Linked DNA regions of Homo sapiens: region 1 is linked to region 2. The links are chromatin loops, found by intact Hi-C in ENCODE. Cell type or tissue: PC-3. All regions are shown on one strand. Each heading gives the region's core, and the rest is flanking DNA. Links, peaks and the distances in the headings are about the cores only.

Region 1 (5,000 bases), core at 1-5,000, 65 kb before region 2:
TCTAATTACATTGATTTTTTTTTGTGTGGAGGGGCAACAAAAATACTTCATAAGTGGCACTGTGTTCTTCATTTTACATTGTATCATAAGGCACACACGTGTTGTTTTCTTGTTTTTAGTCATGCTAACATTGATTCATGTGTACAGGCAGTGACAGCCTCATTCCTCATGTAAAGTTTCTCATCAGTATTTCATCTAATAGATCATTGCTTGGATAACTACGGTTGCACACTGATTTTTCTAATTTTGTTATTCCTTCCACATTTATTAGCTAAAATTCTTCTGCAAAGAGGCTTCAATTAGGTCTATTTAGTTACCTGGATATTATGAAATACATTTTTTGTTGAAAATAAAGAATACCTAATTTTTTCATTTAAACTGGGAATATTCAAAAGATGCTGTTGATAGTTTCCAGCAGTGTCCAGTGACATTTTCTCTTTAAGTATCATTGTGAGCTTCTTGTATATCTAATGTTTCAGTAAATTGCATTTATTTTATTTTTCATGTGCAGTTGTCTCTGGTCTTTGGCATATATGTGACGCCTCTTAATGTTGACCTGTATATCTTTCTTTTTGCTTTTATGAGGAGGGGGTAAACCTTAATAGTGAAGTGTAGCGTCATACACAAAAATGTACAAATTTCAGAGTACAGCTTTATGAATTTTCAGTAAGTGAATAAACCTATGAAACAATCATGCAGATCAGTATAATATTTTATGGTGATTCGTTCTCAAAAATTATGTTTGCAGTTAAATGGACCTAACACATATAGTACAAACCTTATTTTTCTTTCAATATATTGTAAACAACTGAGAACCGCTGAAGATGGCCCAGGGAGATTGTGATTCATCCACTCTTATCTAAATATATACTAATGATTGGTAAAATATAAAAAAAGGAAATCACAAACCTTAGCTGGCTTGAAATACAAGATAAGTATTACATTGTGTCAGAAACAGGACAGAAAATAAAATTATAAGTAGGGCCGGAAATACAGATAGATTGAGCTATAAGTCCAGAATTAGGAAGCAATGAAGCATGGCTTTTTTAAAGTAAAAGGAATTAGTAGTGCTAAATGTTACATAGGACTATAACCAGGCTTGTTGCTGGTCGAATCCAGTTCTGAGGTTAGGCTCTCCATCTCCCCAATAAAAAGAGACTGAATAAAGCTGTTGCAGGCCTGGAGCAGTGGCTCATGCCTGTAATCCCAGCACTTTGGGAGGCTGAGGCAAGCAGATCGCTTGAGCCCAGGTGTTTAAGACCAGCCTGAGCAACATGGAAGAACCCTGTTTCTACTACAAATACAAAAAATTAGCCAGGCCTGGTGGTGCATGCCTGTCATCCCAGCTACTCAAGAGGCTGAGGTGGGAGAATCACCTGAGTCCAGGAGATCAAGGCTGCAGTGAGTCATGATCATGCCACTGTATTCCAGCCTGGGCAATGGGAGTGAGACCCTGCCGCAAATAACCAAACAAACAAAATAAAGCTGTTGCAGAATCACTGATTGAGTTTATGGCATTATAGAAATCTGTAGGCTTAAGAAAGCTGAAAGACAAAGAAATAGCCTGACTCCTTAGATGCTGAATCTCACTACCTATCCACGAGATCTGCAGTATCCCAACATTGCCAGAACAGAACCCCCAAACTGGCATTATAAATATCGTATGTATGTAGATATGGAAGGGACAGTACAGAGGTCTATGGAGGGAAAATACTGCTCAAGATGAACCTAGAATCCAAAATCCAAAGTAAATGGGAAAAAAAATCTAATCCAAAAAGGAAAACTAACAAAATCATTCAGATGAAACAGCTAGTCAATTAGTTGTTAATTTTATAGAAAAATCTGACAAAAAAGTTAACTATTTTAGTTTCCTTGAACAGATACATGAAGGAATAACTTGCAGTACAAAATAACAAGAACTTCTGGAGAGAAACAGGGAAAGATAATACAGTTATAGTTGAAAGTAATGTCAGAAATGAAAAATGTAGTCTTTAAATGAAAAAATTGATAGACAAACTATACATTAGATATGATTGAAGAAGACATGATAAATTGGTTATGTTATGAGACAAAAACAATAGTTTCAGATACTCCAACCTATTTCTAAAAGGATTTCTAGAAGTATAAAACAGAGAGAATGACAGAGAAGAGAAATTTGAAAAACTAATTCAGGAATTTTCCAGAATTGGAGAATGATGAGTTCTTGGATGAAAAGCATCTGCAAAGTACCAAAAATAATAAACAAAAGTAAATTAAAGAGGAAAATCTTCAAAGTTACCAGATAAAACATCAGATTTTCTTCCAAAGTAATCACCATGTTGACAGCGGACTTCTCATTCACAACACTAGATGTCAGAAGACAGTAAAATAATATATTCAAATTGATGAAGAAAAATAATTGTTAAACTTTATTGCCATCTAAAATAATTCAATAATGAAAGCAATAAGAGACTTTAGGAACCCAAAGACCACAAGAATTCACCACTCACATACAGCCTCAATGAAAGCAATATTGAAACATGTACTTCTGCAAAAAGTAAAGCCAGAGAGAAAGTAATGAACACCTAAAACAACAGTGAACCCCAAATTAACAAAATAATTTTAGTGTGTAATTTAACTTAAATTTAAGTAGCTTAAATATTGACTGTAAAATATGTTATGCTTAAGCTGAAAATCTAAACAGCAATAATTCAATTAGATATAATGTGTTAAAATTCATACTATGTTCAGTACTGAATACTTTAAGAATTTATTAGAAAGTTTTACACTTAATTACGCATTTAAAAGTAGATGGTAAAACACTAAAATGGATATACAATCCATAGCAGAAAAGGAGAAAAAGCAAAAAAAGGTAAAGAGAAAAAAATATAAAATGGGAATAATACCAAATATATGACTATTGTAAACATATTAATCCTACCAATTAAGAGAGATTATCAGACTGGGGAAAAAATAAAATCCAGTTAAATGTTACTTAAAGATATACATTTCAGTCGTGATCACGCAGATAATTTGAGAAGTGGAAAAATACAAGAAAGAAGAACTTAATGGTGAAAATGTCCTGTTTACATATCACAAGAGTAAATACTTAAAAAATGTCAGACTTTCCAAAATCAAATTTTAAAATTTAATGCAATTTCAACCAGTATCCCAAAGTGTGTTTTGTTTTTTTTTTTAATCTGTGGCACATGAGTTTGAGTTAGCATTTGCTCAAACTAGCTCAAAACTTAGTGGCTTAGAATACCAATTTATTATTTTCTCACAATTCTGTGGGTTGCCTAGTAGATCCTTTGCTGATTTACTCAGACCCACTCTGCATCTGCATTCGGCTAGATCAGTTAGAAGGGAAGGTCCATGCTGGCCTCATTCATATATATGGCAACTGGTGCTAGCTCAGTCCTTCACATGCCCTCTCATACTGTAGGTACCTCATACTGAGGTACCTCAGTCCTTCACATGCCCTCTCATACTGTAGTAGACTAGGAGAGCTTCCTTATATGGTGGTTTCAGTGCAGCATTTCTAGAAGGCAGAGCCTTTTAAAGCCTAGCTTCAGAAGTTGCTTAAAGTCCTACCACATTCTATTGGTCAAAGCAATTTAAAAGACCAGCCCAAGTTCAAGGGGTAGAAAAGAAACTCCACGTCCTGAAGGAAGCAGCAGCCAAGCTTACTTGGCAAAGGGGTGCATATTAGGAGGAGAGGAATGTTTGACCATATTTTTCACTGTGTCACACTATTATTATTGTTATCATTATTAAGCAATGGCAGTTGAGACAGTATGGTGCTGGTTTAGGGAACGACAGACTAATGTAACACAAAAAAAACAGTCCAGAAACAAACTTATGCCAGTATGGAAACTTGACACATGACAAAAGTGGAGTTGGTTACAAATTAGGGGCTTGGAAGGACTATTTGATAAATAATTCTGAAACAATTGCTCACTCATTTAGAAAATGATAAAATTTGATCCATACTTTATATTACAAATAAAAATTGACTCTGAAGGTTTAAAAAGTTACAGAAATAAAACTGAAAGAGAAGACTTTTAGAAACAAAACACAGGAAAATATCTACTCAGGATTTCTTTAGACACAAAAGAAGTAAAAGTCTTAAAGGAAAAAGCTGATAAATTTGCTACCCTGAAATTAAAGATACCATAGAAAGTGAAAACACAGGCCACAGACTAGGAAAAGATACTAGTATCTTGTATAACTGACAAAGGATTAGTACTTAAAACAGATAAAGGATGTTTATAGATCAATCTTTTAAAGAAAATGTCCATAGTAAGGAAAAGGTGGAGGTGGGCAAAAGATTTTAATAGGCAACTTAGATGAAGAGGAAACCTGAATGGCTAATAAACATAAGGAAAAGTACTTGTTCTTACTAGTAACTAGGAAATGAAATTAAGACCAAAATTTGATTCCATTTCATGCTCATCAGATTGACAGAATTTTTAAGTCTCAACAGACCAAGTATTGGCAAGATTGTAGCATAATGTAAATTCTTATATATGACAAGTAAGAGTATAGATTGATAGAGTTACTTTGGGGAATAATTTGTCAATATTAGGTAAAATTGAGATTGACCACACCTTCAACCTACCTAGAGAAATTCATGCAAATGTGTATAAGGAAGTACACAGCATGGTTATTGAGGTGTTTTTTTAATAATGGTAAACAGTTGGAAATATTCACCAGCAGAAAAATGGATAAATTGTTGTATATTAACAAAATGAAATGTGCAGCTGTTGGAAATGAAAGAACAAAATGGATGCACCTTAAAACCAATAATGAAGGAAAAGAGTAGGTTGCATGTTACCCTTTATATAGAGATTGGAAACATGAAAAACAATACTATTTATTGTTTATAGATACAGATAAAACTAAATTCAGGCCAGAATATTTTCAAAACTCTTCAAGTGACCTGTATATCCCATTAGTCATATAGTAGAAAGAATATTTAAGTATTAAATAATTATATTATCATCCCAGCTCTTTTACTA
Region 2 (7,188 bases), core at 853-5,852:
CGCCTCCTGGGTTCACGCCATTCTCCTGCCTCAGCCTCCCTGGTAGCTGGGACTACAGGCGCCCGCCACCACGCCCGGCTCATTTTTTGTATTTTTAGTAGAGACGGGGTTTCACCGTGTTAGCCAGGATGGTCTCGATCTCCTGAGCTCGTGATCTGCCCGCCTCGGCCTCCCAAAGTGCTGGGATTACAGGCATGAGCCACCACGCCCGGCCCTCTTGATTTTTTATATCCAAAAATATGTTGAAACTTCAGAGAAACGATTTTATGTACTCTATTTGTATCACATTAAAGGTTTTTTTTTTTTTTAACATTTTTGTTATATTTATTCTTTTAATTCTGATATCACAGGAACCACTTACCCTCACTGGCTTAGTGTCCCTTGTGTTCATATTTAAGCTATTGTCTCCAGACTGTCTTAGTTCATTTGTACTGCTATAAGAGAAATACCATAGGCTGGATGGCTTATAAATAATGAGTTTCTTACTGTTCTGGAGGCTGAAAAGTAAAAGACGAAGATGCCTACAGAATTGGTGTATAACAAGCACCCATCTCCTGATTCGTAGAGCACCATCTTCTTGCTGTGTCCTCAACATGGCGGAAAGGGTAAGGAAGCTCTCTAGGGTCTCTTTTATAAGAGAGTTGAAGTAAAAAAAAAAATCCACTAGATCCATTTATGAGGGCTCCACCCCAATAACCTACTCACCTGCCAAAGGCCCCACCTCTTAATACCATCATCTTGGGTGGTAGGATTTTAAAAACAAATTTTGTGAGTGGAGGGACATGAACATTCAGTCTATAGCAGGCTTCAGGCCCACCCTTCTATTTTCTGCTTATTGAAGCTGGACCTGAGCTTCTGCAAAGCTTTTTCTGCTTTTCCAGGAGGGTCTCTACTCAGTTTTACAAATGAAAGGACACAGAGGGAGACATAAGAGACACACATGTTCCTGTTTGCTTCCTGTTGTGTCAACTCGTCAGTGCTTCTGTTTTCTGGCAGCGACAGTTGACTTCGGATCTCCCTTTTATATTCATACTCCTGGAATCATTCTCAGGGACCCCACGGCACTAGCTAGCCAGCACCCTTCTCCTAGCATTTTGAGCTTCAGTTCCACACAACCCCTCTATAAGCTTTTATTATTTACCATATAACATTGCTGGTAGTTGAACATCTTGATCTAAAAACAGAGACATTTCATATGATTCAAACCAGGACCAGTTCCATAACGGTGTGAAATGAAAAATGAGGGTCCCTTGTTCAAAAATTGTTCATCAGACAGTGAAAGCAGAACATAAGCCAGACCCTTCTGTGCACAGGGTGCCATGTGACTGCATAGGTTGCGCAGCCGTGAAGCTGGCCCTGGCTCAAACTAATAGGTGTAGGTTCAAATAAGGCCAACCTCTTCCCTTAGTTCCCCTGGCTCTATGGAATGGTAGCTGCCTTTGGTAGTCACTGTTTCTGTTCTGTCTTTTTTTTTCTTTTTTTAACTGTTTCAGTTCTCCAATACCTGTTTAATCCATTTTTTATTGTTATTTTTATTACAATAACTAATGTGACTTCTTTTTTTCCTGAGTGATCCCTCCTAGATGCTTATGATATTTATTTGACTTCTCACGTCAGCCATTGTGCAACAGGGACCCTTTATGTTGAAATGGGGTGGTGTCGGTTTTCAGGAGTATCAGGAAAGTCCAGTTTTTCAGTAAGAGGGTGTCAAAACATTTAAGCCAGACACTTAAATATGGAGACATGTTCAAAACAGAACAAAACAAAACACAAAACAGGTTAAACGTATTTCTTTGCTCTTAACCTAAGTTCAGATTTTGGTATTCTGTTACCATGTCTTTCCTACAGAAATTGTTCTACCCAGATGAAGATCTGATGTTAAGTGGTACCGACATTAAATTCCAGCGTATGTAAAGGACTAGCAACACTGCACACTTTTTAAAGACCTTGCTGAAAATCCAGACTCCCCTAACCAAAAGTCTTTGTATACTAAACCAGCACAGTTATTCTAGAGGACAACAGTAGTACCTGCGGACTGTTAGATGCCTGTGGTCTGCAGAGCCAGAATACAATATTTGATTTGGCTCTTAAAGAGAGTGCTAATTTCCAGAGCATTAAATGGGGGCCTATGTTTGTTGCTAAACAATTAGACACACGTTGGCTTGCATTCTCATGCAAGCCCTGCATTAATCAAAGCCTGTTGTAATCTAACTGCTGATTGTTTTGAAAGATGAGGAGAGTGCATCTGTGTTCCAGTGAATCCCATGCATTCAAATTGCCCTTAAAACAATGAAAGTCAAGTCATGGCAGCTGAAATGAAGCAGCTTTGTACCTGGGAACACTAATATGCATAAGCATACCCCTCATATGGATGTGCTTGGTGGGGAAATGTTTTTGTCTTGTTAGGGAACATGCATTAATGCAAATTTGAGAATAAGAAGTTATAATCATTAAAGGCAATTCCATTTCTGAGCTACTTACAGAGACAGAAAATATTGCATAGCTTTTATAAAACTGCAAATTACATCTGATTTGAACTTCATTTAAAACTCCAGAGTGAGAGAACTGTGAGTTTCCCGTTAAATACAAAAGCTTAAATGAGAATTCAGCACTCAGGAGACAGCTGACTGACAATAACCAATCTCACTGACGCTTGAGTGGGTACACACCAGTACAGTTAATCAAAACTCCACTCAGCTGCCAGCTCTTTTGGCATTCTTCTGAGCCCAGCAGAGAGTATCCAGGACAGGAGATTCACCCATCAAAGCTTCAGCTCTGCTTTCCTTGACATTCCAAGCAGATTAGTAAATGACAGATTTCTGCAGCCTAGTAATGGGGCTAGCATGACTCAATGGCAGAGATGACAAGCAAATCTGTAGGATCAAGTGTTCACGGCCTCTTGTTCCATCAGAACTGGCAAAGCTGCCACCAAGGTTATTGGAGTCATATGTTTGGGGGAGAAACATTTTGTTTCAAACAATGTGACAGGAAAGGAGAATGAGTCTACTCCTCACTGACACGTATAGCAGAAAATCTATCAAGCCTTCACCACCCAGCACCATCTATCCCTCCCCTGACACGTCATACAAAGATTTGTGTGTGTGTGTGTGTGTGTGTGTGTGTGTGTGTATTTTGGGAAAACAGCAAAAATCATGGTCTGATTAAAGTTTACCCTAGGTAAAACTTTACTTACAAAAATGGTACACATAGACATTCCTGATAATCTTGTCTAATATTTGCAAATATTTCATCTTCCTCATAAAGTAAATGCATATTACCCTGTAAACATAGTCCCCACAACGCTTTTTCAATTGCTTAAACATAATCTAACCAAAATTTAAAGTTATGATTGAATATAGAAGGACTCAGATGAGGTGTACGTGGATTCACCAGTAGAGTTTTACTCAGAAACTTTTGCTTTGCTTTGTAACCCACTTATGAACAAGTCCTGAGTGTCTTGACTGATGATAAACTTACCAAGGCTTTGTTTGTTTCAGATTCTCTGTCCTGCCAATGCCTTCCTGGGCTTTAAAGAATTGCCTTCTTAGCCTCATTCCAAATTGATTTTCTGAGCACCTATTGTAGAAAAGGAGCCTGAAAACTACTGAAGAACACATCAGTGAAAGTGCTCATGCTCTTTCTACTTGGATAGCAGATATTAAATAGCAGCTTTAAAGTACTATTTCCACAGCAGGAAAACTATTTGAGAAAAGAGCCTAGGAGGCAAATACTAAGGTACCTGAGATTGCTTTTGCCAAAGATGGCTTTATACAAGGAAAGTCCTCTCGAAATGTCTCCACTTCTCTTATCTACTAGGAAATGTGAAAATGTGTGTAGCGTCTCCTCAGGATGTGAGCGTGTCATCATATGCCAATGTGAGCTTGTGCTAGTTAGTTCTTACTCAGTCCTTTAACATCCATCCACTCTTCTGCATCCCAGTTTGTGGAAACAATGATGCCTGATTTGAATAGCATTTTACAGGTTTCAGTGGTAGACCCACTCTCCAGGTAAGCAATCTGGATTCAAGTCCCGGCTCTGTCCCTTATCAGCTTGTCACTTTGTACAAGTTACCGATCCTCTATGTACCTCAGTTTTCTTATCTACAAAATGGGGATAATAATAGTACCTATATGATAGGATTGTTTAAGGATCCAATTATTTGTATATAAAGCACTTAGAACAGAGCCTGGCACAGAATAAGTTTTATATACATGTTCTATTGGTATTATTTTCTTAATAAACCTATGATGCGTGATCAATTACCCCCTTTAAAACCAGGAGACTGAGGTTTGAAGATGTTAAATAAATGATTCCAAGCCAATTTCTAGAAAGCATCAGGATGAGGACCAGAATCTAGGCCCTCTCCCAGTCAAATGCTCATTTTACTTTTCCACTAGCATAGGACTTTTATAAGCTTTTCAAAGGCAGAGCCTGTGTGGTCCCTGTCAATGCTTTCCTCCAAAAGCATTGAGGTGGAGCCTCAATGCTAAGAATCCAGTCCCTGTGGTTGGGAGCTTGCCTCAGGTATGGGGGAGGCATAATCTCTGAGGTAGGGGATCTGGTCATCAGAACCAGAAGAAAACAGGAGAGGATGTGGGGTGAGAAGCTAAATGCAGCAAGGGCCATGTTTTCAGCACATCATTCCATATCTCCTTCTCTCCTTCTCTGTCTATAACCAAGTCATTTTTGGTGCAAAAAACTGAGGTCCCTTTTATGGAAAAGTGTAGGTACTGCACTGGATACCTGAGCTACAAGGCACAAGCCCAAAATTTTAGAAAGAGGTTTAAGTGTCAAATCCGTGGGACTTCAGTTTCACATCAGCATCATCCTCAGATCACTCACAGTCACCCAAGAGTGGGTAAGAATCTTTCCTGTCCTAGGGCTCAGGAACCTTCTGGTGTCTCCCTCCTGCTCTAAGCCAGCTCTCCATCCCTCCACACTTCGTACTTTCATCTCCTATCATGGCTGTAGCAGTCTTGGATCATCACTTTTGTCTTCCCAGGAAATCGTGTCTGCAGGTTTGTGAGAACATAGCTATTCATTCTGGTTGCCAGCCCCCTTCTTCTCTGCTGAGCCCTCCTGGGCTCACCCAGGGCATCAGGATCAGGACCAGAAAGAGGTCCTGGATTATTATCAGGACCAGAAAGAGGTCCTAGATTATTCTTGGGAAGAATAATCTAGTTGTCTCTCTGCTCCTGGTGATTTTCTTTTGAGGGGAAGTTATTCTCAGCAAATCTGTCCTCTTTGACCCTGCAATTCTAGGAATAAAATATTCTTAATATTACATCAAAACTACAATACCCCTATAAATCTCTTTGAGCCTCACATCCTCTTTCTATTTAAAAGAGATTAGACTCAGGAAAATGGACTCTACGGTAACCACAGGAGGGATAACTGTAGGGTGCTTTTAGGATTTTTAAATTTTTATATTTTGTTTTGTTTTAGTTATTAAAGTCTTGTACTAAAGCAATTGTAAGACATTCTCTTGCCCCATGTTACACTATATTCAGAGGGGTGGGAGAGTGTGGTGATACAATAGAATGGCAGCAAAACTAAAGGTCTACCTATCTTAGGGGATAAAGTTTATAAGAAAAATAATCATCAGAGCCATTAAGCATTTTTACTTACTATAAAGCTTTTTAAAATGTAGAATGGGAAGATAACAGCACCTAACCTAGGATCATGAGTCAGCATATGGACAACACAGAACAAGGCCTGGTGTGGGGAACGATATTGTAAGTCTTGGTCATCTCACTTGTTTCCCTTACAGCATCATTCTATTCTGTTCTCACAACAACTCTGCAAGGCAGGGGTTATTTCCATTTTATAGAGGAGGAAAATAAGTGATTTATTCATGCTTGCAAAACTACAAAAGTATAGAATTGAAGTTCTAGGTCTTCCTTTTTTATAATTCTGCAATCTGAGTGGCACTGGCTGGTAAATTCCATAGGAAAAATAATTCCTTTTTCTCTGAAGGTTTGGTCTTGGAATTGGGACAGGAAATAAAATTGGTGAATGTTGCATTCCAAGATTAGGAGTAAGTGGCTCTGACATCATCTTTGAAAAATGCAGTAGATGTCAATGCAGAGTTTATAGGGATGATTTCGGAGTCACCATTTACAAGATTTCATTCGCTAGTTATTACAAACCAATTTCTGCATTCAGTGCACTTGTGTGCACACACAGAAACACACACATTTTAAACATGGATCGATGCAAGAAATTGCATGAACATTTTCTTCCCTAGCATGTAGGAAAACTTCCACCCTAATTTTGAATTGTCCCATGTAACAGTTCACCACACATCTTACTACTTCTAGATATTATTTTTTCATTTTTTTCCCCTCTTTTCCTCTTTTCTTCATTCAACAAACATTTGTTAAATACCTACTATTTCCCCAGCCATCGACACATTCAGACAAATTGGCAGGATCCTTGCCCTCAGGCAGCCCTGGTTCCACTCATTCCTCCAGAGCTTTATTCCCCTTCTCTATCCCCACATTTCTCACTTTGGTTCAGACCTCTTTTCTATTTTTCTAGATTCTTGCAATAACCTCCTAAATGGTCACTGGACTCAACTTTCCGATCATGGCTTTTATCATGTTCTTTTCCCACTTAGAAACTATTCATGACTTCCTACTGTCTAATGAGTTAAGTACAGACCTCTTTTTGTGGCATTCAAAGCCCTCCTCATTCTGGCTTCTGACTTTTCTTATGTATCAACTTCTATAACTGCCCTCTTTCATCCCTTTGCTGATTTCCAATAGAAATACTATCCCACCAAGCACATTTCCTTCCTCCCCTCTATGTGTGGTTGCATCTCAAGTATTACTTTTTTGTTTTTTTGTGGTTTTTTTGAGATAGAGTGAGACTCTGTCACCCAAGCTGGAGAGCAGTGGTGTGATCTTGGCTGACTGCAACCTCTGCATCCCGGGTTCAAGCCTTTCTCATGCCTCAGCCTTCCAAGTAGTTGGGATTACAGGCATGCACCACCATGCCTGGCTAGTTTTTGTATTTTACATAGAGACAGGTTATCACCATGTTGGCCAGGCTGGTCTCGAACTCTTAGCCTCAAGTGATCCACCTGCCTCAGCCTCCCACAGTGCACAAGCATGAGCCACTGTACCTGGCCAAATGTTACATTTTATCTCAGTCACATATCCATACCCACCTTTCTAGCCTTATTAT

Evidence for each region. Peaks named below come from ENCODE experiments on the same cell type or tissue, not always from the same donor. Only the 100,000 strongest peaks of a DNase experiment are listed, where the experiment ranks them.
Region 1: a loop joins it to region 2, with 2.2 times the contacts of the local background. A loop is called at or near these places in 1 of 110 quality-filtered maps.

The regions. Positions count from the first base shown.
Region 1 is chr11:103,462,292-103,467,291 of GRCh38, forward strand. All of the region lies in intron 87 of DYNC2H1 (dynein cytoplasmic 2 heavy chain 1), which reads left to right. Among named protein-coding and RNA genes, the nearest start is that of DYNC2H1, 360 kb to the left of the region's middle. In PC-3, for the core only: a CTCF peak has its summit at 2,332; no DNase peak of the experiment used is centred there.
Region 2 is chr11:103,526,600-103,533,787 of GRCh38, forward strand. No RefSeq gene overlaps it. Among named protein-coding and RNA genes, the nearest start is that of MIR4693, 320 kb to the right of the region's middle. In PC-3, for the core only: no CTCF peak of the experiment used is centred there; DNase peaks (open chromatin) are centred at 1,642, 2,822 and 5,752; H3K27ac peaks cover 2,331 bases.